Regions from separate parts of the Homo sapiens genome. Here all the other regions are linked to region 1. A link is an interaction called in ENCODE POLR2A ChIA-PET data of the cell type or tissue named here. Cell type or tissue: MCF 10A. All regions are shown on one strand. Links, peaks and the distances in the headings refer to the core of each region. The heading gives the core; the rest is flanking DNA. Region 1 overlaps LOC107985871 (a long non-coding RNA gene). Region 2 holds the start of LOC102723739 (a long non-coding RNA gene). Region 3 overlaps LOC102723739 (a long non-coding RNA gene).

Evidence for each region. Peaks named below come from ENCODE experiments on the same cell type or tissue, not always from the same donor. Only the 100,000 strongest peaks of a DNase experiment are listed, where the experiment ranks them.
Region 2: POLR2A ChIA-PET joins it to region 1 with 5 read pairs; 3 of 35 experiments call an interaction of 5 or more read pairs at or near these places.
Region 3: POLR2A ChIA-PET joins it to region 1 with 8 read pairs; 1 of 35 experiments calls an interaction of 5 or more read pairs at or near these places.

The regions. Positions count from the first base shown.
Region 1 is chr2:38,105,119-38,115,294 of GRCh38, reverse strand. It overlaps LOC107985871 (a long non-coding RNA gene), which reads left to right. Exons shown (of 4, transcript XR_007086290.1): 4 at 2,213-4,979. Among named protein-coding and RNA genes, the nearest start is that of CYP1B1-AS1, 21 kb to the left of the region's middle. RefSeq lists enhancers at 6,921-7,660, 7,661-8,400. In MCF 10A, for the core only: no CTCF peak of the experiment used is centred there; a DNase peak (open chromatin) is centred at 5,384.
Region 2 is chr2:38,234,839-38,245,014 of GRCh38, reverse strand. LOC102723739 (a long non-coding RNA gene) reads left to right here and starts at 5,425. Exons shown (of 4, transcript XR_007086289.1): 1 at 5,425-5,957. In MCF 10A, for the core only: no CTCF peak of the experiment used is centred there; a DNase peak (open chromatin) is centred at 5,384.
Region 3 is chr2:38,183,716-38,193,891 of GRCh38, reverse strand. It overlaps LOC102723739 (a long non-coding RNA gene), which reads left to right. Exons shown (of 4, transcript XR_007086289.1): 3 at 1-6,942; 4 at 9,497-9,584. Among named protein-coding and RNA genes, the nearest start is that of CYP1B1-AS1, 58 kb to the right of the region's middle. In MCF 10A, for the core only: no CTCF peak of the experiment used is centred there; a DNase peak (open chromatin) is centred at 5,961.

The sequences.
Region 1 (10,176 bases), core at 2,382-7,381:
ATGAAATTGGAAAAGTAACACAAAATCTTCCTATATTACTTAGAAGGAAATTTGGAAACACTTAGAATTAGTCTGTGTATTGAAAACATGATTTAAGTGTGATATTTAGAGGAAACTGTCAATTAAAAAAAATTTTTAAATTATGGTAAAATACATATAACATAAAGTTTGCCACGTTAACCATTTTACAAATGTGCAGTTTTTAAACCAAGTGCACAATCGGTAGTGTTAAGTGCATTCATGTTGTTGTCCAACCAGTCTCCAGAACTCTTTCCATCTTGCAAAGGTGGAACTCTGCATCCATTAAACGGCAACTTTCCGTTACCTCCTCTCCCAGCCCCTGGCAAACAGTATTCTACTTCCCATGTCTATGAATATGAGTGCCTCAGAGAAGTGGAAAAAAGTATTTGTCTTTTTGTCACTGGCTTATTTCACTTAGTATAATATTCTCAAGTGGGACCTGCCAATTTTCATTACAAAATTATTTTTTAATTTGTAAAGAAAAACTGGCAATTAGTAAAAACCATAAGACTGGACATTGTCTCATGCTCACAGCTTCACAGGCAAATGCACTCATTCAAACCAGTAAAAGTGAAAACCTCCATCCACAAGACCCACCAGGAGGTCTCATAAGGCTCTATTAAACCTGCAAACTCACAAGACTGCCAAGGCCCACTCTAGACAGCAGTTGACCCAGAAGATTCATAGGCCAGGAGGCAGAGCATGTCAGTAGGGCACATCCAGACTTCCTCTTCTGCGGGACCTCGCAGCAGACCACAAAGCCATCCACACAGTGGGCAGAAGCTATTCTCTTTGGCCCCCATGTGGACTGAGTTGTGAAGAAATGAGACTCACATCAGTGGGGTGTGGAGGCCACACTATATGAGAGGCCCTGTATTTCACAGCAGCTAATATCTCTTGGAGGAACTCCATGGCCATAACTTTCATGGTCTTCTCAAGGTCATGCCAGTTACAAGGGTCACTGCACTTAGGGAAACTCGAAAATATGGCTTCTTCTCTGGTATTTATAGTTGTCCCAATCCAGATAGGATTTACCAATCAGGGCCCACTTGTACTTTCCTTTATCAGGTTTCCATGGGAACAGAGCTAGGAAGTTAGCCAAAAATCAAATGCTCATGCAAAACTGGAAAGGGTTTCGTTAATCCTTTATTCACTGCCCTTCACATGGTTAGATTACAAAGTCTGACAAAGCATCCAGTTAAATAGAAAGGAGTCAGAATGACAAACTGATATGAAGAACTAAATTACACAATGGCATTTGTCATCTCTTATTTGTTACAGCTGCTTTGGTGTTCAAAATGGATGCGACTTTGCACAATGCCTGGTTACTTCTGGGGAAAATTTTCCATTTCAAAGCTTCATAAGAGAATAAATTATATTTGGGGGGTGGATTTAAATACAATTGGAAGAGGGTTTCTCTCTAAAGTAATTTCTATAGAAAATAGTGAACAGAGATTAAGAGAGCAAGGAAAAACAAATCTGGGCTCCAGAAGGAAGCCAGTTAAGAAAGTTGACTGCCAGAGGGCTGGTAATTCAAGAACAAGATGAGAGATATGGTTTGGCGGAGCCCCTTTCTTTATCCCTCACCTCTTTGGTTCTCCCTGCACCTTCTGCTGAAGTTTGGGATTCTGTAACTAGAGATAAATCTGTTCATTCCACAATGACATGTAAAACTTAATGTACAAATACCTTAAGAGAGAATTATTACAAAGTCTAAGAACGCAGAATCACAAAATGTTTAAGTAGAAAGAAGTCACAGAGCTCACCTAGCAAGCTCTTTATCTTGTAATGAAGAAACTGGGTCTCAAAGAAGGTAAGCAGCATTCCCCAAGTCACACGGACTGGTAGTAATGGAGCTATGGTTAGAACCTCAGATGCTTGACACACAGCCGATCCAATATTATATTTTTTTCCTAAGAGGGGAAAGAGGAAGCATGTGGAAAGGGAAGAGAGGAGTGCTGACTTGGGAAGAAGGCAGCAGGGCAAGAAGAGGGAAGGCACAAAGGCATTTCTTCCTGGCAGTGGCTGCTCCCTTGTTGCAGGTTAGCTTCCCTTTTTGATGCAAGGCGAGGACTCCACATGGGTAGGAAAGGGCATGGGGCCAGTAATTTGTTAACTCTGATCTTGCTAAAAAGGAGTCTCTTTTTAATCTTCAAAAGAGAAAGTAATTTGCTCTTTAATCATTCTTCAGGGGCTTTGGAACTGCACATAGAAAAACTATGACTTCCTCAGGATACAAAATCAATGTGCAAAAATCCCAAGCATTCCTATACACCAGCAATAGACAAGCAGAGAGCCAAATCATGAGTGAATCTCATTCACAATTGCTACAAAGATAATAAAATACCTAGGAATACAACTTACAAGGGATGTGAAGGACCTCTTCAAGGAGAACTATAAACCACTGTTCAAGGGAATAAGAGAGGACATAAACAAATGGAAAAACATTCCATGCTCATGGATAGGAAGAATCAATATCATGAAAATGGCCAAAGTAATTTATAGATTCAATGCTATTCTCATCAAGCTACCAGTGACTTTCTTTACAGAATTAGAAAAAACTACTTTAAATTTCATATGGAACCAAAAAGGAGCCTGTATAGCCAAGACAGTTCTAAGCAAAAAGATTAAAGATGGAGGCATCATGCTACCTGACTTCAAACTATACTACAAGGCTACAGTAACCAAAACAGCATGGTACTGATACCAAAACAGATATATAGACCAATAGAACAGAACAGAGACCTCAGAAATAACACCACACATCTACAACCATCTGCTATTCAACAAACTTGACAAAAACAAGCAGTGGGGAAAGGACTCCCTATTTAATAAACGGTGCTGGGAAAACTGGCTAGCCATATGCAGAAAACAGAAACTGGACCCCCTCCTTATACAAAAATTAACTCAAGATGGATTAAAGTCTTAAATGTAAAACCCAAAACCATAAAAGCCCTAGAGGAAAACCAAGGCAATACCACTTAGGACATAGGCATGGGCAAAGACTTCATGACTAAAACACCAAAAGCAATTGCAACAAAAGCCAAAATTGACAAATGGGATCTAATCAAACTAAAGAGCTTCTGCACAGCAAAAGAAACTATCATCAGAATGAACAGGCAACCTACAGAATGGGGGAAAATGTTTGCAATCTATCCATCTGACAAAGAGCTAATATCCAGAATCCACAAGGAACTTAAACAAATTTACAAGAAAAAAACAACCCCATCAAAAAGTGGGCAAAGGATATGAACAGACACTTCTCAAAAGAAGACATTTATGTGGCCAACAAACATATGAAAAAAAGCTCATCATCACTGGTCATTAGAGAAATGCAAATCAAAACCACAATGAGACACCATCTCACGTTAGTTAGAATGGTGATTATTAAAAAGTCAGGAAACAACAGATGCTGGCGAGGCTGTGGAGAAATAGGAACGCTTTTACACTGTTGGTGGGAGTGTAAATTAGTTCTGTTGTGGAAGACAGTGTGGCAATTCCTTAAGGATCTAAAATCAGAAATACCATTTGACCCAGCAATCCCATTAATGGGTATATACCCAAAGGATTATAAATCATTCTACTATAATGACACAAGGACATGTATGTTTGTTGCAGCACTATTTACAATAGCAAAGACTTGGAACCGACCCAAATAGCCATCAATGATAGACTGCATAAAGAAAATGTGCCATATATACATCATGGAATACTATGCAGCCATAAAAAAGAATTCGTGTTCTTTGCAGGGACATGGATGAAACCGGAAGCCATCATTCTCAGCAAACTACCACAGGAACAGAAAACCAAACACTTCATGTTCTCACTTATAAGTTGGAGTTGAACAATGAGAACACATGGACACAGGGAGGGGAACATCACACACTGGGGCCAGTCGGGAAGTGGGGGCCAAGGGAAGGGAGAGCATTAGAAAAAATACCTAATGCATGCGGGGCTTAAAACCTAGATGACAGGTAGATAGGTGCAGCAAACCACCACGGCACATGTTTACCTACGTAACAAACCTGCATTTTCTGCACATGTATCCCAGAACTTAAAGTAAAAGACAGAAAAGAAAAGAAAAGAAAAACTGTGACTTCCCAGCACAGAGAAGCCCTGGGTTAGGACCTTCACTCACCTGTCCCCACCCACTGGTCTTTTGTAAGGTCAGCATTTGTAGGTGAAATGGCCTGGGTGTATTGTCCTTATACCTCTTTCTCTTTGATTGAAGACAGGAATCACCCTCTATATTATCCATTAAAGATAAATTAAGACGTTTCTGGATCTTCATTTACGATAGAGAGACCATGGTGAGGAGAAATGTGAAAGATTTTTGCAAAGCCACTGTCAGACTGGGAGTAATGAAGAGATGAAGAAGAGGGCCATGAGAAGTAGCCAGTTCTTGAGAGAGGGAAGGGCCAATTTGAGAGATGGAAGAGGAAAGTTTGGCCTGGCCCAAAGAAGATCCTATGTGAACAGAGAAGCCAGGTGTCCTGTTGGACTGAGCTCAAGAACAGGATCTGAAGAGGGCCAGTGAAAGGACCTCGCTTCTCTAGCTGAAGGAACTGAGAGCAAGAACTGCAATCCCTACTTGAGGAAAGGCTCTGGGAACGAGAAATCAGAGGAGACACACTGTGCCAGGAAGGGCTCGAATAGGGGAAACCATCAGCCCAGCTGAGCACGGCCGACCCTCCACTTGCAACCTGCACAAGTCAGAATTGAGTTCCTGCCCAGAGGAGCCTCACACACCAGTGAAGGCCCACTAGACAGGGGGTATTCTTCTTTGTAACCCCACTCTCTGGAGGTACTAAGCATAGAGTAAGTTATTCAATGTGGCTGAACAAATATAGCCTATGCAGAATGCCGCTAATGCCTCAATATTTTCTCCAGTTTTTCCAGGGCATTCTTAATTTGAGACTCATGGCCAATCAATAAACCCTGATTTTTGGTTCAGAAAATGTGCTTTCTCTAGACACTTGAAGAGTTGGGGAAAGTTATAACCATGAGGAGGAAGCATGGGGTCTCTGGAGGTGACAGTCCTCCAGAAAAGGAGTTCTTGAAAAGAACAGGGATCTCTTGCTCTTGTGTGTGTGTGCACTTGCATCCCCCAGGTCCTCTCTGAGGACCCAGTTAGGTTTTTTTTTTTTTGGTTGGTGACATCTGGCAGCGTTCAGCCTCTCCTCCCAGCTAATGCTCAAGAAAAGCTAAGCTGACCCTGTGTCACTAAATTGTCACCAGCTGTGTCTAACTTTAAAAATCTGTGATTAATATGAGAGCTGAATGTTGCTTATTAACCAAACACAGCTTATTAATCATTCACAGGTATGTGGTAATGCTTCCAAAGACATGCCCTGGCAGCTAAGAATGTACGGGCTTTTACAAAGAGATCAACAATAGAACAGGAGAAATTCTACCAGATGCAAAAAGAAAAGGGCAAGGGAGAATATAAACGTTTGCCTAATTCACTGATCTGCTTAAACTGCCTTTTAATGCTTAGAAAATAGAAAGGATGGCACGATCCTTTGATGAAAGGAGGCTGTTTATGTCAGAAGAAGTCCAGACCTCTCACAGTGACGAGGGGAGAATAAAAAAGCTGCAACATCAGGCGGGTAGTCCCAGTTTCCTCCCTCAGTTCCGTGCCAACAACCTAAGGGTGCTCGTCTGGCAGGGTCTGTCCTTTTTCACGTCTTTGGAGCTCATCAGTTTTTGGGTTCAGCTCTCTGGAGGTGGTGTCCTCTCTAAAATCTAGAATGTAGGCACCACCTGGGACCCCTTCTGCCAAAGGAGATACAAGCAGAGCTGGAGGTCAACAAACCATGGTGCTCCCACCCTCTTCAATCTTACTTCAGGAAGTGACTGTGGAGACCAAAGGCAGGCTCCTTGGTGGCCCTATCCAAGCTGAGCTGGGAGTGAACATCTGCTGGAATCCCTTGGTAGAAGGCTGGGGGTGCTGTACCAAGAGATTGTCTTTTCAGAAATGTGGTGAGCAATTATGCAAGATTCGAGAGCTCAGCAGAGGAAAAGGGGCTCCTAGCTGGGAAGGAAGAAGGACCCCAGAGCTTTGAAACACACATTTACATGCATAGACACATGCACACACACACCCCCATGTATTCATACCGTGTGTGTATGAATGTACAGATGATCCCTCACTCATGATTTGACTTAACAATTTCTTGACTTTATGATGGCACAAAGGCAATATGTATTTGTAGAAACCATACTTCAACGAACAACACAACCATTCGATTTTCACTTTCGGTATGGTAGCCAATAAATTACATAAGATGATTTTGCTCAACTGTAGGCTAATCTAAGTGTTCTGAGCATGTTTAAGGTAGGCGAGGCTAAGCTATGATGTTCAGTAGGTCAGGTGTATGAAGTGCATTTTTGACATACGGTATTTTCAACTTATGATGGGCTTATAGGAACAAAATCCCATTATCAGTTGAGGAGCATCTGTTTGTGGAGAAATAATCACAATCCTGGAACAACTCATCTGACCAAATTTTCTAATGTTTTATATCTCAGATTACAGTAGAAACATGATTATTGTAGAAAAAAATCAGGAAATACAGAAAAATATAAAGAAAAAAATAATCCCATCACAGAAAGAAACATTAAACATTTTGCATCTGGCACTCTGGTCTTTGAACTTGGCAGATTTAGTGCTCTTTATTTTGTTTTTCAATATTGGAATCACACTCAATATACTGTTTTATTTACGTTGACAATGCACTGCTAACCTACTTTAAGTTATGAACATATCGTGGACATTTCCCCACATTTCCACGATTTTTATTGTTGGTATAATATTCATGTTAGGATGTGCCCAACCAGATACTTTAACTGCAATCAAGATAAACCCATTTACTCAGAATCTTGGCTCACAGCGTAAGTAAAAATGACTGGATCTCTAGTTGGGCCCTATAATGCGAAAAGTCTCACTACACCAGGACGGTATGTTACTGGAGAATGGAGCAGGCGCAGAACAGGGCAGCCTGCTTTCTGTCTCTCCTGTGTTTCTGGGAAGAGAAGCTATTTTCTCCCCTCCTCCTCTGCTGTGATTAGATTTATTTTCTAATCTCTCTCTGTTCATTTGTGGTTTATTGTTTGCCAGAAGTCCCCATGTCTGTTGTTTTGTCATTCTGAAGCGGCTTCGTTGTCTGGGGTAAATACCCAGGGTTCGTTACCTGGCGCCAAGAAAATTTAGGACAGGGACACAAAGGAGGCCTTTAGGAGCGCAGGTTTAATAGGCAGAAGAAAGAGAAAGGAGAACAGCTTTCTCTCTAGCGAGAGAGCGGGGCTTCTGAAAGGGAAAGACTTGCTGGGGCGGAATTCTCCAAATTTTTAGGCAGGTTTGAAGAGGCGGTGTCTGATTTACATAGGGCCCACAGATCAGTTCGATTAGGTGTGATGTTTACATAGCAGGAGGAAGGCTGGCTACCTCACCCTCATCTTACTATGCAAAAGAGCTTTCCACTTGACCCGCGCCATGTTGTCTGTTCCTTAATGTACACGTGGCTGGCACTGAGAAAAGGAAGATGGGCTGGGCGCGGTGGCTCACACCTGTAATCTCAGCACTTTGGGAGGCCGAAGCAGGCGGATCACGAGGTCAGGAGTTCAAGACCAGCCTGACCAACATGGTGAAGCCCCGTCTCTACTAAAATACAAAATTAACTGGGCACGGTGGTGCATTCCTGTAATCCCAGCTACTTGGGAGGCTGAGGCAGGAGAATCGCTTGAACCTGGGAGGTGGAGGTTGCAATGAGCCTCCACCATGCCATTGCACTCCAGCCTGGGCGACAGAGCGAGACTCCGTCTCAAACAACAGCAACAACAACAAAAACAAACTAACTAACCAAAAAAAAAAAAAAAAAAAAAAAAAAAAGGAAGAGAAGATGGAACCGCCATTTTGAACATGCCTAGTCCCAGGTAGTATTCCTCTGCTGGCATCTATGTCTGTAGCTTGATTTCACAGGCTGCTCTTTGTTAGAAAGGAAAAGTATTTGGGGCTGGTTTTCATTAAAAGGAAAACCTTACCGAGGACTTCTGTACCCTCACTATCTGCCGAAGTAATTTATTTTTAACTTGTGTATTCTCTGAGTGGTTCAGAGAATCTTAATAAAAGAGGAGGAGGTAGGGTGACCCTCAGCACTTAGGAAAATACGGACACCTCATTCTGGAGTGCCTGAAGTCAGCCTGCAGGAACTCCCTGTGTCTGAGAGGCAGCCCTCGCTCTTCCTGAGCTAGTGGCAGAGGAAAGCGGCTGGAACAGCAGGGTCCTGTAGTGTGGGTGGGAGCTTTAACTCACGCTCCTTCCTATCTGTTCCCACTTAAAACCATCTGGGCTGTGAGGAGGTAATTTTCTAGCCCTTCAACTTGTGTGACCACACACATTCTTTAAAGAGATGTTTACTAGCTTCACAGGATTAAAAACAAATTCTCCTTTAAAAAGTTCAAAACAAACAAACAAAAAAAAAACCTCTCAGTTTTCTCTGTGTTCCCTCTTCTGACTCTCCATAAGAAAGGTATTTGTGGCCTCTCTGAACCATGACTCAGATTTTCACTTGAGTTTTGACTTTTCTCTTTTCCCTACAACTTCCTGTTGCTGCTGTGAAATGCTGTTGCCTGAGAGGGCTTTTCTTTTTTCCCCTGATTTAACTCCAAGGTGATTTATGGGTCCCTGTCTCGATCTATGTCTCAGTAGAGATGAGGGGAAAAAGAGACGGCCAAGACCTTCACGGCCTCCTCATTCTCCTGACCTTAGAGTCCAGCTCACACAGAGGCTGGCTAGGAGTGGAAGTGCCACTTCTCCATGAGGGCGGTCCCCATTCCTGACAGTGCCAACTGAGGATTGTACATATTTTAGGCAGAAAAGCACAGGACCTTTGTTTTTTAGAATTCCACTCTGATTTTTCTTCTTATTTTTTCCCTGTGCTAGTGACCCAGGAATAAAGCTAGGGAAAGAGAAAATGTGATCATTCCGGCCTGGGGAAGGTGAAAGGACAGGATAGCAACAAATAACAGAGAATGATGCATAACAGCATATTGATAGTCTTCACAGTTTGCAGAGCATTTTCATATCCATTATCTCATTAGCTCCTCACAGCCGCCTGCGGGGAAATGCACCACAGGCATTGTGCTTATCCTGGTCTGCAGACTAGGAGCTGCAGGTCTGCGATGGATGCTGTGAGATGTCACCCAGACCCCTCGTCAGGGCGGAGAAACTCACTCCCCAGCTGTCCAGTGCCCACTGCAAACAGCCACAATTGAGTCCCTCACTGGGAATTCCCCCGCTGAAGGAAGCTGCCTTTGCCAAGGTTATCTCCCTCCCTGGGCCCTGCCTTGATTCCAGGCAACTCTACGGGGCCATCCCAGCTCCAGAACACCCTGTAGGATCAGCTGAGAACCCTAGGATCAGCTGAGAACCTTGTAGCAGCTGCATCAGAGGTCAGCTTCTCTCTCTGCCCAATTTTCCTTTCCTCCCTCTCTCCCTCCGGGGGTTGCTCTTGAGAGCTCTCCCTGTTAAACTTCTTGCATGCAAGTCCCCATCTGAAAGTCTTCCAGGGAACCTCACTGTATTGGCCCATTCAGGCTGCCATAACAAAGTACAACAGACTGGTGGCTTAAACGATATAAATTCATTGTCTCACAATTCTGGAGGCCAGAAGTCAGAGATCACAATGTGCTCTGGGACTCTCTTCTTGAGTTGCAGATGGCTGTTTTCTTTGTGTCTTCACGTGGTCTTTGCTCTGTGCACATCTGTGTTTTCAATCTTCTTATAAGGATACCAGTCATATTAGATTACAGCCCTCTCTAACAACCTCATTTTAACTTAATTACCTCTTTAAAGACTCCATATCCAAATACAATTATGTTCTGAGGTACCCGGGGTTCGAGGTATGAGTTTTGGGTGGCCACAATTTAGTTCATGATACCTACCTAACACAATGTTGAAGAGATTGAGTGACATGCCCCAAATAAAGCAGTGTCCCCTTATTTAACAACTTATAAAATATCTTACAGCCCTGTGGTTCTCCCTGATCTTCTGCCACTTATACCTTATGTAATGGAATGGGAAGGTATCACTGCCAGGAAATCAAGAATTAGGATCCGGAGTTTCTGTGCTCTGTTCGCTACTACACGTGATCT
Region 2 (10,176 bases), core at 2,801-7,800, 130 kb before region 1:
AAAACAGGAGGGCAGAGAAAACATCCCCTGCCTTCACCTGAAGATGCCAGTCAAACTTTTTCAGATTTGGCAACTCATGTCCCTGTCTTTCTGCCTTCTGCCCTCTCCTCTCTCAGGAGAATTTAACATTCCACCTTTCCAGCCCCACCTGCCTGTTGCAATTCCCTACCACACTCCTTGCTCTCCTTTAGGCAATGAAAGAAAAGAGCTTTTGGGGGTGATGGCCTGTGTCCCTAATGCTCACTATCACTGTGGCTAAAATCCACTTGGTCGTTACCTCTTCTACCCAGTGCTGTGGGGCCCTGAGCAGGTAAGGCTGACTGAGGAGGCCCAAACCATGAGAATGCTTTCCTCCTCTTTCCACCTCTTTTCTTGCATCAGTTCAGTGATGCAAAAAATGCTTTCCTTGAGAGCGTGAGACACTCAGGCTCAGCGCCTCATCTAACCTGAAGCCAGCAGCAAGTCTGACAATTTGTCTGAACACCTCCCCTTGCCAGTTTTCCAGTGCACATGTCCAAGCCGAGGTGCGGCAGGTGCACTGCCATATGCCTCAGGAAATGAATCAAGACAGCGCTTTGGACGAGGCACTCTGACGGTGGTACTCACTCAGAGGGAGTGCTACTGCCCCCAGGGAAGCATTTTGAGAGTTTTGGCGAGGCAGTGATTTTACTTTCACAATGATTGGAAGTGTTGCTGGCATTTAATAGGTGGGTTCAGGGATGCTGGTCATCCTGCTATGCAGAGCACCGTCCTGTGCCTTTTTTTTTTTTTTTTTTTTTTTGGAGGCAGGGTCTCACTCTGTCACCCAGGCTGGAGTGCAGTGGCACAGTCTCAGCTCACTGCAGCCTCCACTGTCTGGGTTCAAGTGATTCTTGTGCCTCAGCCTCCCGAATAGCTGGGATTACAGGCATGTATCACCACACCCAACTAATTTTTTAATTTTTAGTAGAGATGGGGTTTCACCATGTTGGCCAGGCTGGTCTTGAACTCCTGACCTTAAGTGATCCGCCTGCCTCAGCCTCCCAAAGTGCTGGGATTACAGGCGTGAGCCACCATGCCTGACCCCATCCTGTGCTTTTTAATGTTCCACCACAAATTCATGTGGGTACAAAACCATTTGTAAGTGCCCGAACCTAGAGGTGAACTCCATTTTACATATAAACACAAATACTTTTATACATGGTGGTAAAATACACTAGTTTTCTAAGAATGCAAGTACTTTGTAAACCAATGGACTGTTTTATCTTCCAGTGAAAGTATCTCGACTTTTTGCTTATTTGATTTAGGTGCAATTTGAGAACTACAAACTTTTGCTTTTCATTTAAATTTTTCCTCCCTCAGCACAGATCCATGGGGAATAAGTCTGTGTAGTGGAAATACTTAATATACAACACATGTTGAATAATGTCTTGAATATATTTTATAAAGTGATATTTATGAAAGAGCAGTGATTAATTAATAGACCACATTTCTCAAAATGTTTTTTGCTTACAATTGCATTTCTCAAGCACGAAAGCTACGGATTTATCCTGCATTCTCTAGAAAATGCTTAAATGTTGTGTTTCTGTTACAATGGCAATCTAAAAGAAATTAAGCATGCTGGTTCTGATTACCCAGAGGATCATCTTCTGATGATTGCTGGCATGCAGTCTAGTGCCTGTGTTTGCAGTTGTTTACAATCATCTTGAAAACAGTAGCAGTAGTTGAATTGTTGTTGGCCAATGATAAAGTAACAGAAGGGAACTTAACCTTCAGCTATCTGGAAAATTAACTTATCTGAAATACCCATTTCTTTTAAAAGCACATAGATGAGACAGGCTTTACTTTAGTTCTTAGTCTAATTTGTTGTTGTGTTCTGACATGGAAGAAGAAAAATGGTGGATGTTACTTGGGTACCATTGGTTTAAACTTTGCCCACCTTGGATTAATCCTATTCCAGAATAACTGGGAACAGCACTTTAGTGAAGCTCAAGGGCAAATAATTTCTTGTGGAATTTTGCTCAGACACATATTTCATATACTTTCCTTTCCCTTTTTATGGTTTTGAAAGCAAAGTTCTCTCAATAAAACCAGTACTACCCTGTGCTGTGAGATCCTGGCAAACACATTTTCCTGACCCTCAAGCTCTAGCTCTAACATAATCTAAAACTCAGTTGCTCTAAAGGCATTCCATTAATACATTAGTGCTCTTTAAGAGAACTGTGATGCTACCTCTTTGTGTGAGCACGGATGCTTCAAACCAAGACACGCTTTTGCCTGCCAACTATTTTCCAAATATTGCCATGGAATTTAAGGCCCTATAAGACTGGGCCCTGTATTATTTGGGGTCAGACAGTAAATATTTGTGATTCTGGAGTTTGTTCCAGAATCCCAATTACCATTACTTAAATAAGATAAAAGCTTCTTCCTTTCCCATGTGTCTACAGGTAAGTGTCCGGGTGTGGGTGGGCAGCTTTGTCACCCTCTGCCTGTGGATGCCATATCTGGGTCCCAGGCAGCTGCGCTAGTTGTCACCATTTCCATCCCGGAGAAAGGGGAAAGAGGGAAGTCCTGGGGCAGTGCTTTCATAGCACATCACTTCAGCTCCAGGACCAGCACTCAGACCTAGTCATGTGGCCACACATTGCTGCAAGAGAGGCTGGGAATGGTAGCCTTCTGCTGGGCAGTCGCATGTCAAGATAAAATGAGGGATTTTCTCACTAAAAGGAAGAGGGACAAATGAATACTAGAGAACAATTAGCAGTCTCTGCTTTTAGCCATGTCTCCTTTTACTTTTCCTACATTCCAGCTGCACAAAGTATGTTACCCGACATGTGCTTTGTTTCCGAGCTTTCGTGCTCACCCGCCTTTGCCTGGGACATATTTTTTCTCTCCTCCATTTGTTGAAATACTCCTCATCCTTCAAGGCACAGGTAACAGACCATTTTCTCCATGATGTCTTTCCAAATTATCAGTCATCCCTCTCTCTCTCTCTCTGCCCCTCTTCTGGTTCCGTTGACATTGGATAAATCGATGGTATATGCCTACAGTACACCTTATAAAATGTTGTTGACTTGTAAATATGATGAATTTTGTTCTTCTTCTGTGACTATGTCTTATTCATGGTTATGTTTTATTCTTCATGATAGCTTGGACGTTTCTTGGAGCGTGACTCAAATTTTTGATACTTTGAGTTTGAATCCCAGCTCTGCCACTTAGAAGCTGAGTGACTTTGGCCAAGTCACTTAGCTTGCTAAAATTTGCTAAACTTAATTTTTTCTCTTTCCTCTGGTTAAAAAATAGGTGAATAAAATTACCTGCCTGAGGATTAAATACAATACTTCATGTGAAGGCCTTAGCATAGTGCCTGGCATGTAGTATGTGCTCAATAAATAGGAACTGGTATTACTGTTTTTTTCTTGCTGTCACTTTCTAGTGTTAAAAGACTCTCTTATATTCTGTGTGTTGGGAGTCATTAAATAAATCATTGTCCTGAAATGAGATATTTATGGTACATTTGCTATATTATTTGCTATCTTATGTATTATATTAGTCTATAATACATAAGATTTGCACAGCTCTTGGCCAAGTCATTTGGTCTCACTCCACATTATTATGTAGGTGTTACTGCTCTCGTGAAATCATATGGGACAAAGTGTAAGGGGACCCTGGGTTGCCTGAGATGCTGTAGGTTGTCTCAGGAACATCTGCCTGGAGCACAGCTCTTTGGAACCCATGCCCAGTGCTCTTTCCACCTTTTACCCTGATGTCTGGTATTTTACACTGCCAAGGTTATGTTATTTTTGTGAAACATAAGGGAATTTTTCTGCAGGATTAGGAATGAAACATTACAGCAGTTGAAAAGGAGTAGGCTGTTTTACTTTCTTTAAAATACGGTTTCCCGAAGGAGACAAGTGGGGATGGCAGCAGGGCAGGCAGAACCCTCACAAGCATCTGGATGTCTGCCTCCCCCAGTCACAGAGACCTTGCCCTCCCTCTGCCAGCTACTTAGGCTGCTGGGCCTACCGGAGTGCGACGTCTTCTAGCACGTACAGGTGTCCCGTGTGTGGATGACAGTTCCTGTGACAGCAGGTCTTAAAGGTGGACCATCAAGATCAGCAACATGAAAAACCAGGCACAGAAGTTGAAGCCCACAATTTCTGGGAATTAAAAACTCGGTTTAACAAAACAACACAAAGATAAGTAAAGTCTATAAATTGGGCTTTACACATCCAAGTGAAACTGATTTCAAAGCCAGAGGCCCTCTGTATCCTGAAAGCTCCACAGAGGAGGTGTAAGTTCAGAAGCTGCACTTGTTGGATTGAAGGGAGAGGACATCAGTCGGCTGCGAGCTGCACCTGCCACTGGTGCTCCCAAGAGCCAGGTACCCATGAGCCTCAGATGAGAAGAAAGCATTTTTCTCTTACCTGCTCACAGCCCCTTCTGCATGTAGTAGGCAGAGGGCCAAGGTGCAGTGACCAGCTGGGGTGGCCACCCCTGCTCTTGGCAGGACTGTCATGTGGGAAACCATGCTGAGGCTCCCACTGCACAGACCCCTGGGAGTGACCTGCACAAACCAGAATCACAAACAAGCATCTGGTCTTAGTACAACCTGCAGGAAGGTAGAGCTTCATCCCAGAAGAAAAGCCATCCGTGGTCCATAAACAACTGGTGCATCTCGGCCTTAAGTCATCATTAGTGCTCCCAGCCAGCGGGCATCTCAGGACAGAAGCAGCCCATTATTTTGCCTCATTAGACTATTGGCCCAAGTCACCCAAAATGAAACACATCTGGGAATATAGTTATTGAGGAATGTGGAGATTTGATGAAGAATACAAGAAACTTTATTGCGGGATATAAAATAAGATTTGAATAAAGGGAGACATGTCATGAATGGAGAGACTCAAAATTCATCTCAACGCGCTCAAGAAAGAGTTGAGATAAAATCAGAGAACTTGGCTACTGATCATTGCAGGTGGGAAAATCAGGGCACCTTTGGACGCTTGGGACCCAGCATCCCTCGGGGGAGGCCAGTCCCCCAGGTCTGTTTTGTGACCCTTGGCTGCACATTCTCCCAGATAGGAGCTACAAACCAGGGCCCTGCGTCAGACCCTTGGGGATGGGGGAGGTCTAGAAAAACCCACGGAGGAAGAATAATGGTACCAGAGGGAACTTTAACTCCTAGAATCAGGGACCGGGAAAACCTGAAGTTCAGGAAAGCTGCTAATGAAGTGAGATGGAAGCCACGTGCCTTGCCAGGAGCTTACTAACGTAATGTGGCACCCGCCAGCCTATTCTGCAGACATAATGGAAGAGAGTGTTTCCACTGCTCATTCCACAGGCAAGCCACAGATCCTGGCCACTCCTTGCCTTGGAGGCAGTACAGACACATTCATAGGGTTTGGCTCCTTTCCCTTGAGTTCTGCACCTTAAACTAAAGAAGTCAGTCACGCGAGGCTGGCTTGCTGGAACCGGCTAGAAAATGCAGCCCTGCCTGCCGCAGGGATCTCCTCCGGTATGGCCACACATATGAGTTCTGGCAATGCCCATTAGTGATATGGCCGATAGTTTCTTCTGTCTTGCTTCCAGGAACCTTTTCTTGGTTTGAAGCCACCGAACCAGAAGAGAGAATTTTTACCACTTTGAGGACTTCTTGTGACGAATCCAATGGGAATTCCATAATATTCAGAAACAAAACATTTTGAGGGCCAACAAATTATTAAGCCCTTTGCTAGGTCTTAGAGATACAAAGATAAAGAAGACTGGAGTTTTCTTTTTATTATCTACCAGACTGAAGGCCACTGCCTGGGGACTTGATCTAAGAGAAGAAATATCAGGAGACCTGGGTTTGGCTCCTGGCTCTGCCAGGTGATCATGGAGCAGTCACGTATTATCCCTGAGCTTCCGTTTCCTCATCTACTTAATTAGTGATGGGTCTACAGGGCCTTGCTGGGGTCCACTTCTGACATTCTGTGTTGGTGAGTATGGAAAAATTGTGAGTAACTGAAAGACTTTTGTTTCTGTATTCTCAGAAAAGCGTGGACACCTGATTTTTTTCCTTTTATTCTTTTTGTTTTTCTTTTTTGAGACTATCGTAAAACTGCAGCCATTTATTATTTATTTATTTATTTATTTATTTATTTATTTATTTATTTTTTGAGATGGAGTCTTGCTCTGTCACCCAGGCTGGAGTGCCACGGTGTGGTCTCAGCTCAGTGCAACCTCCATCTCCCGGGTTCAAGCGATTCTCCTGCTTCAGCATCCTGAGTAGCTGGGGCTGGAGGCACTCACCACCACACCCCACTAATTTTTGTATTTTTAGTAGAGATGGGGTTTCGCCATGTTGGCCAGGCTGGTCTCGAACTCCTGACTTCAGGTGATCCGCCCACCTGGGCCTCCCAAAGTGCTGGGATTACAGGCGTGAGCCACTGTGCCTTGCCTGTTCTTTTATTTTTATTTGCTATTATTATGTAATAGCTGATATATGCAAAATAATGTGAGTATCACACAGTTAAGGGATGAGGCATAGTAATAACAGGAAGAACACCTGTGAGTCGTCCTTAAACTAGAACATGATCAATATCATTGCTGTAGCTGGTGGGCTCCTTTCCTATGCCATCCCCTGCAAGTCCCTAGAAGTAACCAGCTTTCCGAATTTTATTTCTATAAAGCCCTGGTTAAAATAATAATTTAGCACATATGTAGATAACCTTAAGAAACATATTATTTGATTGTGTCCACTTTATCAGAATGGTATTATGCTACATGCAGTCTTCTTTTCATTTGCTTTTTTTCCACTCAGTATTTTGTTTCTAAGATTCATCCATGTTGCATGTAGTTCATTATTTTCACTACTGTCTCTAGCATTTTATTGTGTGAGTAGTTATAAATAATTGTTTATTCTTTCTCTGAACACTTTGGACACTTGGGTTGTTTCTGGTTGTTATTTTGATATTGCTGTGAACATTCCCATACGTAAATCACATGCAAGAATTTCTCTAGGGTTATACTTAGAAGTACAACCACATGAATTTGTGCACGTGTGCGAGGGTTTCTCTAGGGTAGGATTGCTAGGCTATAAGGTATATGAATATATTTAACTTATTTTTTCTGAGGGGTTATACCAATTTAGACTCCTGCCAAGAGTGAATAAAGATTCCAGTTGAATCATACTCTTTCCAAGTTCTTTTTCTTTTTTTTTTTGTTTTTTTTGAGACAGGGTGTGGCTCTATCGCCCAGGCTGGAGCACAGTGGCATGATCTCAGCTCACTGCAACCTCTGTGCGGGCATTTGTTCTGCAGACCCTCACCCAACAACGGATGAGTAATGTACACTGACACAGATACTCTGCCTGTCAGTCCAGCTAAGGGTCTGGGCCCCTCACAGACACCAAGGAAGGTTCTGTAAAGAGTAGCAGCCATGGCTCCATTCAGTCAGCGAAGCTCACATTTATTCAGTATAGATTAGATGACAAAGGTCTTGAGTAAAAACCACTAGAGGGTAATTGACATTGCTGACCTCCTGAGTAGAGAGCAATCATGCATCTGTGGTTGACCAAATGTTGGTCTTAGGACCACATGAATAAACAAGCTATTTAGATAAACTACTCTACATTCCTATGTATCCATGCCCTGAGCTTTTAAGAGAATTCTGCCTTCAGCCAAACACTTTATGCAGACCTCCAGGCCTTCCAAGAGGGTTTGCGTTTATTTCCCATAATTTTACAATTTCTCCCACCATCCTGACTGAACCCCCACACCTCTGCATCCCAGGTTCAAGCCATCCTCCCACCTCAGTCTCCCAAGTAGCTGGGACTACAGGTGTGCACCACCACACCCAACTAGTTTTTTGTATTTTTTGTAGAAATGTGGTTTCGTCATATTGCCCAGGCTGGTGTCGAATTCATGAGCTCAAAGCGATCTACTTGCCTTGACCTCACAAAGTGCTGAGATTACAGGCCTGAGCCACTGCGCCCAGCCCAAGTTTTTGACAATATCAGCCTTATTAATTTGTGCCAATCCAGTGGGTAAAAAGTAAAGTCCCACTGGTATCTTAGTGTCTCTGCGATTACTAATGAGGTTGTGTATTCTTTTATATATTTATGGGCTATTCATATTTTCTGCTCTGTGAACTGTGTATTTATTAACTTATTTATTGAACTTTGAAAAGATTTTAAAAAATACATCATCTTTATGTAGATTATATTGGTTATATATATTGCAAATATCTTCTCCTACATTGTTGCTTTTCTGATCACTTTCTTCATGGGGTCTACTGTTAAACAGAAGTTCTTAATTTGAATGTAGCCAAATTTATTATTTTTCTTTCATAGTTTTGTGTTTTCTTTAAGAAACCTTCACCTCTCTGATGTTCTAAAGATATTCTCCCATGTTGCCTTCAAAAGTTTTAGAGTTTTGCCTTGTGTATTTAAATCTTAAATCTGCTAGCATTTGATTCTTCTGCATGGTGCAAAGCAGGGATTAGTCACAGTATTTTCCCCCCCATGTAGGTAACCAGTGGCCTTGCACTATTTATTGAAGAGTTCATTGTTTCCTTGTCATCCGCAGTGCCTTCTCTTCCATCCTCAAGTACCCACCCTTCTCTCTTTCTCTCTGTCTCTGTTTCTCTAGTCTGTTCCATTGGGCAATTTGTCTATTTCTGTGCCAGTACAGCACTGTCTTTGTTATTTTAGCTTTGGAATAAGTCTTGATATTCCTTTTCAGGAGTGCTTTATTTACTCTTAGGTCTTTGTTCCTCCATATAATTTGAGAACTAGGCCGGGTGCAGTGGCTCACACCTGTAATCCCAGCACTTTGGGAGGCTCTGGTGGGAGAACTGGTTGAGCCCAGGAGCTCGAGACCAGCCTGGGCAATGTGGCAAGATAGACATAGACACGTCGTTATAAGACCATGTGTAAATATAACAAACATGAAACACTGGGGGAAGTTAGGGAAAGTATTAGATAAGGTAACATGTATGAAGATCCTCAATGAACAAAGATTCTGTATTCTGGCTTCAGATGTAAAAACCCTGTCTGTCCCATTTTGTCAAACCCCTTAGGGCCGAAAGTAACTACCAAGGGTACCCTCATTGAAACCCAAGGGGGGTTCAGTGATTCCACAGTTGGATCAGTTTGCCCTGGACCTATAAATCTAAACCAGCGTGCCCATCTATTTTTCTTTTGTATTCAAACATGGACATCAGCTCACAGCATCTCTTCTAGTATTCTGTTCACCTACATCCAGAATGTTTTGTAGATCTGTGTTGTCTTTCTCTGATAGACCTAATTAGAATCTCCTCAGTTTTTCATGAAGCCAATTCTACCAATTTTGCAAGCTCAATTTTCAATAGCTTTGCCTTCATGGTTTTATTCAATTCTGTACCAAATGTTTTGGGTCATACTTCAATAATGAATGAGTGCCTGTTATGGTGCTAGACACTTCATGGTGTGTGTTTTGGTGCTAGACGCTTTTAGAGAATACAGAGTCAAGGCATTTTGAGTTAGGTTGGCCTGGGTTCAAGTCTTGACTCTGCCGTATAAGCTGGGTGACTTTGGGTCAACCATTTAGTATTTTTTAAATAATTTTTATTTTTATTTCAATAGTTGGGGTACAGTTTTTGGTTACATGGATAAGTTCTTTAGTGGTGATTTCTGAGATTTTGATGCACCTGTCACCCAAGGAGTGTACGCTGTACTCAATATGTAGTCTTTTATCCCTCACGCCCCTACCACCCTTCCCCCAGAATCCCCAAAGTCCATTATATTGTTCTTATGCCTTTGCATCCTCATAGTGTAACTCCCACTTATGAGAATATATTATATTTGGTTTTCCATTCCTGAGTTACTTCACTTAGAATAATGACCTCCAGCTCCTTCCAAGTTGCTGCAAAAGGCATTATTTTGTTCCTTTTTATGGCTGAGTAGTATTCCATGTTGTATATATACCACATTTTCTTTAACCACTTGTTGATTGATGGGCACTTAGGTTGGTTCCATATCTTTGCAATTGTGAATTGTGCTGCCATAAACACATATGTGCATGTGTCTTTTTCATATAATGACTTCTTTTCCTTTGGGTAGATACCCAGTAGTGGGATTGCTAGATCGAATGGTACTTCTACTTTTAGTTCTTTAAGGAATCTCCATACTGTTTTCCGTAGTGGTTGTGGTAATTTACATTGCCACTAGCAGTGTAA
Region 3 (10,176 bases), core at 3,507-8,506, 77 kb before region 1:
AGAAGGGTCAGGAAATGCAGATTTCAGGTCACTGAAGAGGCCAGGCCAGTGAGGACAGGGATGATCCTATGGAACACGTCAATGCTGCTCCAGGAGCAAAAAGATCATCTCAGGATGGGGAGAAACTGGGTGCCTGGAGGCTTCAGGTTGCTGTTGTCAGCAGTTATTGGAAAATGTTTTAAAGCAAATATGCACATGCCCACTCACCCATGCACACACATCTGCTTCTAGAAACAAACTGAATTTCTTTGCTACAACAAAGTGGTCTCATTACTTTATTTACGTGGAAAATGACATAGAGAATTCCCTCCCCATAAGAGCTGCAAGTTCACCTTGAAATGCAAAGTGATTGATTGTGCTACACCCACTTAGTTTCTCCTTTTCTGAACGTTTGACATCATTCAGTCTTTGCTGATAGGGAATCCTGCAGCTGTGTATCTCCTCATGTGGCCTCAAAAGCATACCTGTTGGGGCCATTACTTTACTCTGGTAATTTGTAAGGCATCTTGTGCTACCCTGGTAAATGACTTGGGAAAGCCATTGGTGCCCAAAGAATGACTGAAATCAGGAGCCAAGACAAACTTGGAAATATGGGCATGGTGCTGGGTAACAAATGAAAATAAAGGAAACAAACCGACCACAAAATCAACCTCAAATGCCCTGCATTGTGCCTTAGAGGCAATGAAATAGTAGTGCTGGCTTCCTAAAACAGGAACCCTTCACCAAGCAAGAACTGCGCATTTCAGAGGCTGCAAGGTGCTCTTCTAAATCACAAAAGAAGCAAGTGGAAGTGAGGTCATTGTTAGAGGTCTGAGTTTGGGGTTAGAACAAGCCCGTGTCTATGATACTAGGCTTAGGCCTTAAGGATGTTTCAAGACCTAGAGAGCTGTGCTTGGCTAGACCTTGTTGCCTCTCATCACCGAAGCTATTCCCAAGTACCACAGGCCCCTCTGGGAAATTAATGATGGTTGGAGAGGAAGCCAGCTCCACAGTCAAGCTGGGGGCATTTGAAGAGCCCAAGGTGAGGAAATAAGGGAGCGTATGAATTAAAGAAGCAGAGTTTTTGCTTGGGTTCTGATCTCTGAGGCAGTATGTGGCTCAGATAAAAACTCTGTGGAGCTATTTCCTATGCTGGATGGAGTTCTCTCTCACAATAGGAAAGCTTTAAGTACTGAATGTAAAGTTCTCTATCAGCTATCTGGTGAATCTCTCCTATGCACAGTGTTGTAATATATCCAGGTGAGAGGTGGAGCCCAAGGAGTGTCATACAGGCTGGTTATTCGTTTCCAGAAAAAACAGGTAAGAATATTTTTGTTTAAGATGAAAATCAATGAAAGGCCTTTCTTAAGGGTTATGGACTGAATATTTGTATCTCCCCCTCCCCAAGCTTATATGTTGAAGCCCTAATCCCCAGTGTGAGGGTATTTGGAGATGAAATTTATTGGGAGGTAATTAGGGTTAGATTAGGGCATGAAATTAGGGTCCTCATGATGGGATGAATGGCTTTATAAGAAGAGGAAGAGAGAGAGGAAAAGGCCATATGGGACTTAATGAGAAGGCAGCTGTCTGAAGCCAGGAGGAGAGACTTCACCAGAACCTGACCATGCTGGCACCCTCATCTTGTGTCCAGCCTCCAGAACTATGAAAAAATCAGCTTCTGTTGTTTAAGTCCCCAGTCTGTGGTATTTTGTCATGGCATGCAAGCTGACTAGACATTAAGTATCCACCTTTGCTCATGCTGGCCTGGGCTGTACTGAGAACATCTATCTTTTCATTGACTTTATCTGTCCCCAAATGGAATATTCCTTCCCTATGATTGTGGCTTCTCCAGTGGGGATCAGATGGCCAGTCTAGTAGCAGGTAGGGTGGCATCACAGGAAACTGACATTTTGTAGGTCAAAAGTTATAAAAAAAAAAAAAAGCCATTGAAAATTGCTGCCATTTGGCCTATAAAGTGGCTTTTCCATGCAGTTGTAACATACCTGGTATTGTGTATCTAGGTGTTGTGGGTGCCAAAAATGTAAGAAGCACTTTTGTCTGCAGAAGATTTATATTATACCAGGATTCAGCAAACTATGACCCATGGGCCAAGTCTGACCCATCACTGGTATTCGTAGTCTTCCTGGAACACAGCCACACCCACTTGTTTACTTATTGTCTATGGCTGTCTTCATGCTACACCACCAGAGCTGAGTAGCTGAGCAAAGACTGCACCACCCACAAAACTTAAACTATTTACCATGTGACTGGTTAGAGAAAAAGTTTTCTGAGCCCTGCATTACACAGTGTAAGTGTAATGCAAGTGTAATGCAAGTAAGACTCAATGATCACGCATAAACACTGCCATTTTTCTTATTGCAATTTCACACATCTCCTACCTTACCTTTCTTACCTTTCATCACTATTTTTTTCACTCCTCTACTTGTTTGAATTTCCAAAGTCTCTCCTTTCCCCACTCTTCATGATTCCTGCTTGTTTCTGGCCCCCATTCCTTTCTACTCTCTTCTGTTTGCTTTTCCTTCTTCTCTTGATTGGCTTCTGCTCTCCCATCCTTGCCCATCTCTTCCCACCTCTTCATTCTCTTCTTCTTCCACTTTGTTCCTTCCTCTTTTCCTCTGTGCCTCCTCCATGGAACTGGTTGGATTCTTTGACTTAGGATGGATGGATTGACTCACCTTCTCACCATTCACGGCGGCCTTTCTGGCCCACACACAATCTTGTGTAGATTTTCCTCTTTAGATCTTATGTTTCTCTGAGGCAGGACTGATATTTAACTGGTAAGGAAGGTAGCCTTGTAAGAATCGATGTTTATTTAGACTGTCTGCTCTGATTGGTCAGTGTTGAATTTTTTGCAAATCATTCTTGCCATCAGATCATCTGTCTCAACCAGCCAGACAGCTCAAAATTTAGAAATGTTGCCCAGATATCTTTCTCTTAGAGACTCTATGAATTCCTGTTTGTGGGCTCAGCCTCTGGGGTTTTAATGAGGCTCTTGTTGTTTTTATATCATTGTGAGGCAGTGTCTAGAATTCAGAAATTAAGTCCATTCAAAATTAGGATGGGTGTGTGTGCTGGGTGGTGCCTTTCTTCCCACAAAGCAATGTGTTTTGAATCTAAGATATTCTGTGGTCAAATGCTTCTCAGAAGCATGTACCAGTGGCTGCTAAAGACTTTCTTATGCAATACTGCTGAAAAATACACCAAAAAACTGGGTAGTGTGGAGTCATTTCTAAGCAATTATCAGTGATACACCAAGCCTTGTCACACCACTCATCATTGATGCCAGACTGACAAAAGACCTTAAATTTCAGGGTTATTAACCATCACCCCAACCCATGATTGAATTGAGAGGAAATAGCCCCAGCACACAGCAGCCACAGACTTTGCTTGGCTTTGAAGAATGTTGCCTAGAATATATTTTAGTGACAAAGACTTGGCTGCATTTACCAATTTTTTCTTTTCTTTTTTTCTTTTTTTTAAGAGACAAGGTCTTCCCATGTTGCCCAGGCTGGACTCAAACTCTTAGGCTCCAGGGATCCTCCCACCTTGGCCTCCCAAGTAGCTGGCTGGGACTACAGGCACATGTCACCATGACTGACTTTGTCTAAAATTTGAATTTATTCACCCTAATTACTTTTCTTTCTCTTTAAAATGTTCTTGTTAAAGCTGTGCTCCCTTTTTTCCATGGTGAGTATGGCAATTCTGATTTCTGTATATTTTTAAAACTTGTGGACAAACCACTTCATCATTGTATCTAACAATAAAAGTCATAGGCCGGGTGCGGTGTCTCACGCCTGTAATCCCAGCACTTTGGGAGGCCGAGGCAGGCGGATCACGAGATCAGGAGATCGAGACCATCCTGGCTAACATGGTGAAACCCCATCTCTACTAAAAATACAAAAAATTGGCCGGGTGTGGTGGCGGGCACCAGTAGTCCCAGCTACTCAGGAGGCTGAGGCAGGAGAATGGCGTGAACCCAGGAGGCGGAGCTTGCAGTGAGCCAAGATCGTGCCACTACACTCCAGCCTGGGTGACAGAGCGAGACTCCACCTCAAAATAAAATAAAATAAAAATAAAAGTCATAAACTTGCTATGGAAAAAACAGAAGGAGATTTAGCCAAACAATGTGTAATAGACATTTGTTGGTTGATGCTGTAGCTTCTGTTATTTTCTTCCTAGCAGCCCTCATTGGAGTTTGGGAATCCATTTGGCTCTATGGAATCTGATTCTACCTGGGGCTCCAGGGGTGGAACATGTGACCCAGACCAGCACATTTGGCTCCCCAGCCATGTGGTTGGCCATGGGTGGACATATGACCAAGCAAATCCAATTAGAGTGAATCCCAGGACTTTTGCTTGGAATTCTAGAACAAAAACCTTCTTTCTTTCCTGCTGGATGTAAATGAGAAAGCACACAGCTCAGGGACCTCTTGGTGAACATCTTGGAACTATGAACAATATTGGGCAGAGATTAGACAAAAGGAAACTAGGTGCTCAGTGAAAATGTTGAGCTGTTGGACCATGCCTCAACTGAAACCTCTGGACTTTACACTTGTAAGAGCCAATAAATTCCTTTACTTATTCAAGTCAAATTGGGTTGGGTTCTCCATCACTCGCAATCAAAAGATTTCTAGCTTAGGCACAGGACCATTGAATAATGATCATAGGCATAGAAACAAGAGACCAAAGACTGGGTACTAGTGTCTGCTCCATGCCAACTAACTAAGACCTTCAACGGGTCTTTATCCTCTCCTCTGTGGGCCTCAGTCTCTAATATACAGAAAGGAAGTATAAAATTGGGCTTGGTGCCTTCTGAGATGTTTTAGATTTAAGAATCTCTGAGTTCAACCCTCATCTTGATCCATTGCAAACCAGCTCTCCGTTTGCCATTTCTGTCAATGGCCCATCACACTCCCAGCCTCTGGATAGAAACTTCGAAGTTGTCACTGTATCCAACTCCAACTCCATCTCTCCTCACCAACTCCAACTCCAACTCCTCTCTCCTCATTATCTCCTATATCTGCTCCGTTACCAAGGCTTGTCAGTTCTTCTTTCTAAATATCCCTTTTAATCTTTCCCTCCTTCCCATTCTTGTGAACATTATTCATGTCCAGGCCTTCATCCACTTGCTACATCTCCCTACAGTTCCTAATCCCTTGAATCCATCTTCCTCATTCCTGCCAAATTAATATCTTCAAACAGACTTTTAAAAATTACAGGAGCCCCACGATGGAAAAATAAAGTCTATACTGCTCAGGAGGCCTTCTGTGTGCTCCATTCATTGCAGCCATCCTGGCTTTTTAACATGGGTTACTTTTATAGCCTTGATTGAAACACAGAAAGAGGACTGTTTTTGTTTGTTTGTTTGTTTTTGAGGGTATTTGGAAAGGACTTTTTCAGGAAGTACTGGAGGCTTATATAGTAAATCTGTTGTTGCTGGGCCCAAGTTGTAAGGGAATACATGTTGGTGAATGAAGCATGGCAGCCTCAGAGCTAACAACCTAGGGCCCCATGAGCACTGCATCTTCTACAAACTCCCTCAGATGAGTGTGCCCTGGAAAGTGTGTGGCACTTTTAGGTGTTAAATACACTTAATAAAGCAAGATATATCTTATATGTGGTTGACTGTGAAACGATGGGCATTTTAAACATTTGTGACTTTAACATAACCAAAACAGATATTGGTTAATGTCTAACTGCTATTCTTTTTAAAGCGTATATTAATGTATCAAGTATATATTTTACTAGGACACTCTGTAGTAGGTAGCCATGAAAAAAGTGACTGTTGACTTATTATCTTCTTGGAGTTATTGCTGGATTAAGAGGAGACATTCTCTGTTTTTTTTCTTTTCTTATTTTTAATAACAGAAACTCTGGCCCATGAAGGCCTGTGTGCTCTGAGAGAATGTGCTGAGCCGGCCTTGTTTTTCTCCTGTTTCCCGTGACAGGGCGCTCCTCCCCACAGGACTTGCCAAGTCCTCATGCACGTTGAGTCAACATTTTGGATATGAGCTCATTACATGGGAAAAAGAGTTTAAACACCAGCTCAACATGCAAGTGTACTATGGGCTCTTTCCTGTCAATGTTTCAGTTCAAATTTCCTGAAGCTTGGAAAATTGCATGTATTCGTACAATATCTCAGCATTCTCCCTCTGGCCTGAAGTGAGGCAGTTGGCTTCCTGCTGTAGACTAAACAAATGAATAAAAGATTCATGCCATGTATATAGTGTATCTACAGCTTTAGGCATTGTCTATTTTACTGACTGCCTTGTGGGTGTACTTATGTGTACAATGGCCCATTGTGCTAATCCAGTGGTCAGAATAAGAATTAACATTCTTGAAAACCACTTCAGCTGGTCAATTTTGATTTCAGCTAGCAATCAAGTCAATTTGAACATCTAAAAGAACTAGATATAGTTATTTTCTTTATATTCATGGGGGAAGGAGGGGATCTAGAAGTGAATTAAGCTTCTTTGAGGAATTAGGGTCAGGAAAAAACAGGTAAGAGATGAGAAGAAGATAAGAATGACCCTAAAACTTAAAGTATAATTAAAAAAAAAAAAAAAGAATGACTTGGGAAGAGAGATTGGGAGATAAATGGTGAATGGGGGTAAAGATGGAACTTAATCTTCACTTCATTGTCATGTCACAGACCAGACATTAGTACCCACTGAGTACTCCCTTATTCTTCTCTCTGGGGGAATATTTAGCCCAGAATGTCGTGAGTACCCCAGGCAGATGTTCATTATCTAATTGGTGCTTGAATAACTGAATTTGACTTTTTGTGTGTGTTGCCCTAACCTGAATCCCTTAGACACTGATAGTAGAACTGTGGAGAAGTATCCCTGGAGATGACCCACAATCTCAAGAAGGCTGAAGAGGAGAGGAAGAGAATGGATAAATCGAAACAAGTGTTTAGATGATCAAGGCCTTATAAGCCATAGTAAGTTTAACAGTAAATAATACATAGAGGGAAATTTCTTCCTCTGAGTCATATGTGTTTATCAGTTTTCTATAGATGTTGATTGCTTTTGCCATATATAAAATTTTATGCTTTTATGAGACTTTTCTTAAAAATATCTCTTGGTCGGCTGGGCACGGTGGCTCATGCCTGTAATCCCAGCACTTTGGGAGGCCAAAGCAGGTGGATCATGAAGTCAGGAGATCGAGATCATCCTGCCTAACACGGTGAAACACCCCATCTCTACTAAAAATACAAAAAAATTAGCCAGGCGTGGTGGTGGGCGCCTGTAGTCCCAGCTACTCAGGAGACTGAGGCAGGAGAATGGCGTGAACCCAGGAGGTAGAGCTTATAGTGAGCTGAGATCGCGCCACTGCACTCCAGCCTGGCAACAGAGCGAGACTATCTCAAAAAAAAAAAAAAAAAAAAAAAAAAACCTCTTGGTCAAAGTTGAACAAGTAATGAGTTGAATTTGGGGGGTAAAGAGTGGTTACCCTTCAGAAGGCAGATGTGAACTCAGTAAAATGTAGATTCACAGGTGAAGAGTTTCTGAACATGTGGGACTCCTGGATTATAGTATATGTCTTTCTTTTTCTCTTTACTTCCTCTTTCAACTTTCCAGTTTTCAATTGAGAAAAAAGCTTATCTTTTTGTGTGTGTGTGACTCTGAAGCAATGTTTACCACCAAGGGTAGAGGCAAGAGGTACACTGTCTTCTAAATAACTTGGGATTTTCCCAGATAACCCAAGGTGTGGGGCTCTTTGGGACCCTACCTGGCTGACGCCTTTTTGGATGCCTGCTGATGGGTTGAGTTTCTTCCTAGGTGATGGGGCATGCCTGGCATGGAAGGGACTTTAAATTCCCTGATGGTTATGCCCAGTGTGGTAGGAGAGAATTAGAATCCATGTCCTGATAGAAGAGACTTTCTACACTGAACTTCCCACCCCCTCAGATCTTGTCTTTCTTCCAAATCACATTTGTAATATCCCTACACACCTCAGAGGCATTTATCTTTTTATCCAGCCCTACGTCATCTTGCTAGATAGACATTTGCTCTTTTTTTCCCTCCTCTCCAAAAAGGAAAGGAGAAACAAACAGCCACTATTAGATGAACAGACCTCTTTCTGTCTTGTTTTATGGTTTTGTAAATCATAGTAAAACCTCACTTATTCAGATTTACAGGTTGAAGGGCAGTTCAGGTTCATGAATAATCTCAAACATTGAAAATTATAAAAATAATGTATTGTTAAAACTGGTATGTATATATAATGGCATGAACTAGTGGCTGAGAAAGTGGCCTCACTACTCCCAGGTCAAGGTTCTTGCAGGCTTGCTCTAATGAATTGAGAAACGCCATTTGTATTTAGTGTGTTTCTTGTTGGTTTGCAAATATTTACTGCTAAGATGTTTGAAAACAGCTTATCCTCTTGAGTAGTATCCAATTCATGATTTTTATCCAATTCATGATTAACACATTATTCAGGACTGGATGAATCAGACCTTAGCCTGGATTTCCTATGGGAAGTTGCTAAAACTCCACGGAGGAATACTCAGGAGAAGGAGCAAAGCTGAGTCAAGCCACTCAACAAATGTTTGTTGAGTCTTTCCCTTTGTGCCCAAAGAGGACTGGATGTGGTAAACTGGGGTAACATAAGTATAGCAGCTAAAAGCAAAACCAACCAAACAAAAAATACCCACACATTTTACAAATCACACTTTGGCCACAAGCACCTCTTCACCCCACACATCTCTTAGCCAAATGGCCAAGAAAAAGTAAAGTAAAATGATTTGAGTTTTACTTCCTCTCTCTTATTCTGTCCAAATGCTGGGGATCAGAGGATAGACAAGAGGAGGGAGTGAGAAGAGAAACAAAATTTGAATAACCACAGAAACAATTGGCTTTTGGGTGAATTCTAAAGCAGACCACAGGAAAAGGAAACCATTAAAATATTTTTGTTTTATCCCTCTTTCTCTCTCTCTGTGTGTGAACCTTAATTTGAATCTCACTTTTTTCAAATACCATCTAGTTTCTCTTGGCATGCATCTCCCTGCTCATAATTCCCTCCACATCTTGAATGAACTTCATGTTCACCTCTTTGAACATTATTTTCATTTGAAGTTCAATGCTTTTCTCTCGACTTGGCTAAAATTGCTACTGCTCATGAATTTATGTCCTATACTCCAGCTTCCAATTTTTTGCCAGGCTGTGAGAAGTCAGTTATAACTTACAGATTCTGAACTACAGTCTTCCCTACCGTCTTACTTCTCTTTCTCATAGTTCAAGTTTTGGTCTATTCCTCTTACCCACTCTCTCTCTGGGCACACTGATACGGTTTGGCTGTGTCCCCACCCAAATCTCATCTTGAATTGTAGCTCCCTTAATTTCCACGTGTTGTGGGAGGGACCTGGTGGGAGATAGGTGAATCATGGGGACAGTTTTCCCATACTGTTCTCATGGTAGTGAATAAGTCTCATGAGATCTGATGGTTTTATAAGGCAAAACCCCTTTCACTTGGCTCTTATTCTGTCTTCTCAGCCGCCATGTAAGACGTGCCATTCACCTTCCACCATGATTGTGAGGCTTCCCCTGCCATGTGGAACTGTGAGTCCATTAAACCTCTTTTTCTTTATAAATTACCCAGTTTCAGGTATGTCTTTATCGGCAGCATGAAAATGGACTAGTTATACACGAAGGCTTTTTATTGACTGTCCCTCTCTGAAAAGTACTCTGACCCAAAGGTGCCCCTATGCTCATCCAAAACCAGTGAAGTGAGAGAAATGAAGGTAAAGCGTCATTCAATATGGTACCATTTTTAGATGAGGACATGAGATCCTGACTTATCCATAGAAAGTCAGTGTCATGCCAAACCAAACAGAGACTGTGGCTGCTGTAAATAGCTTTCCGCGTAAAGGAACTGTGGACAGAGAAAAATAAAGAAGGTAAACTCTTTATACCACCCTTCTCTCCTATCTCCTTGCTACTGCTCTTCCCTGCTGGTCAGGGTCTCTGGGGGTTTTGATGGGCACAACTGTCATTTCTGCTGTTGAGAATACAACACAAGAAGCAGCCCCCTTTGTTAATTTTGGTATCAGGATCAAGAATATTTTCCCGATGAATTCCTGTTTTCCTAGGAATTGCTTGAGAGCTGGGAGGCTGTGGTGGTGTCAACCAGTGATTCAATGAGATGCTAGGGCCCCAATCTCTAACAGCTTCTC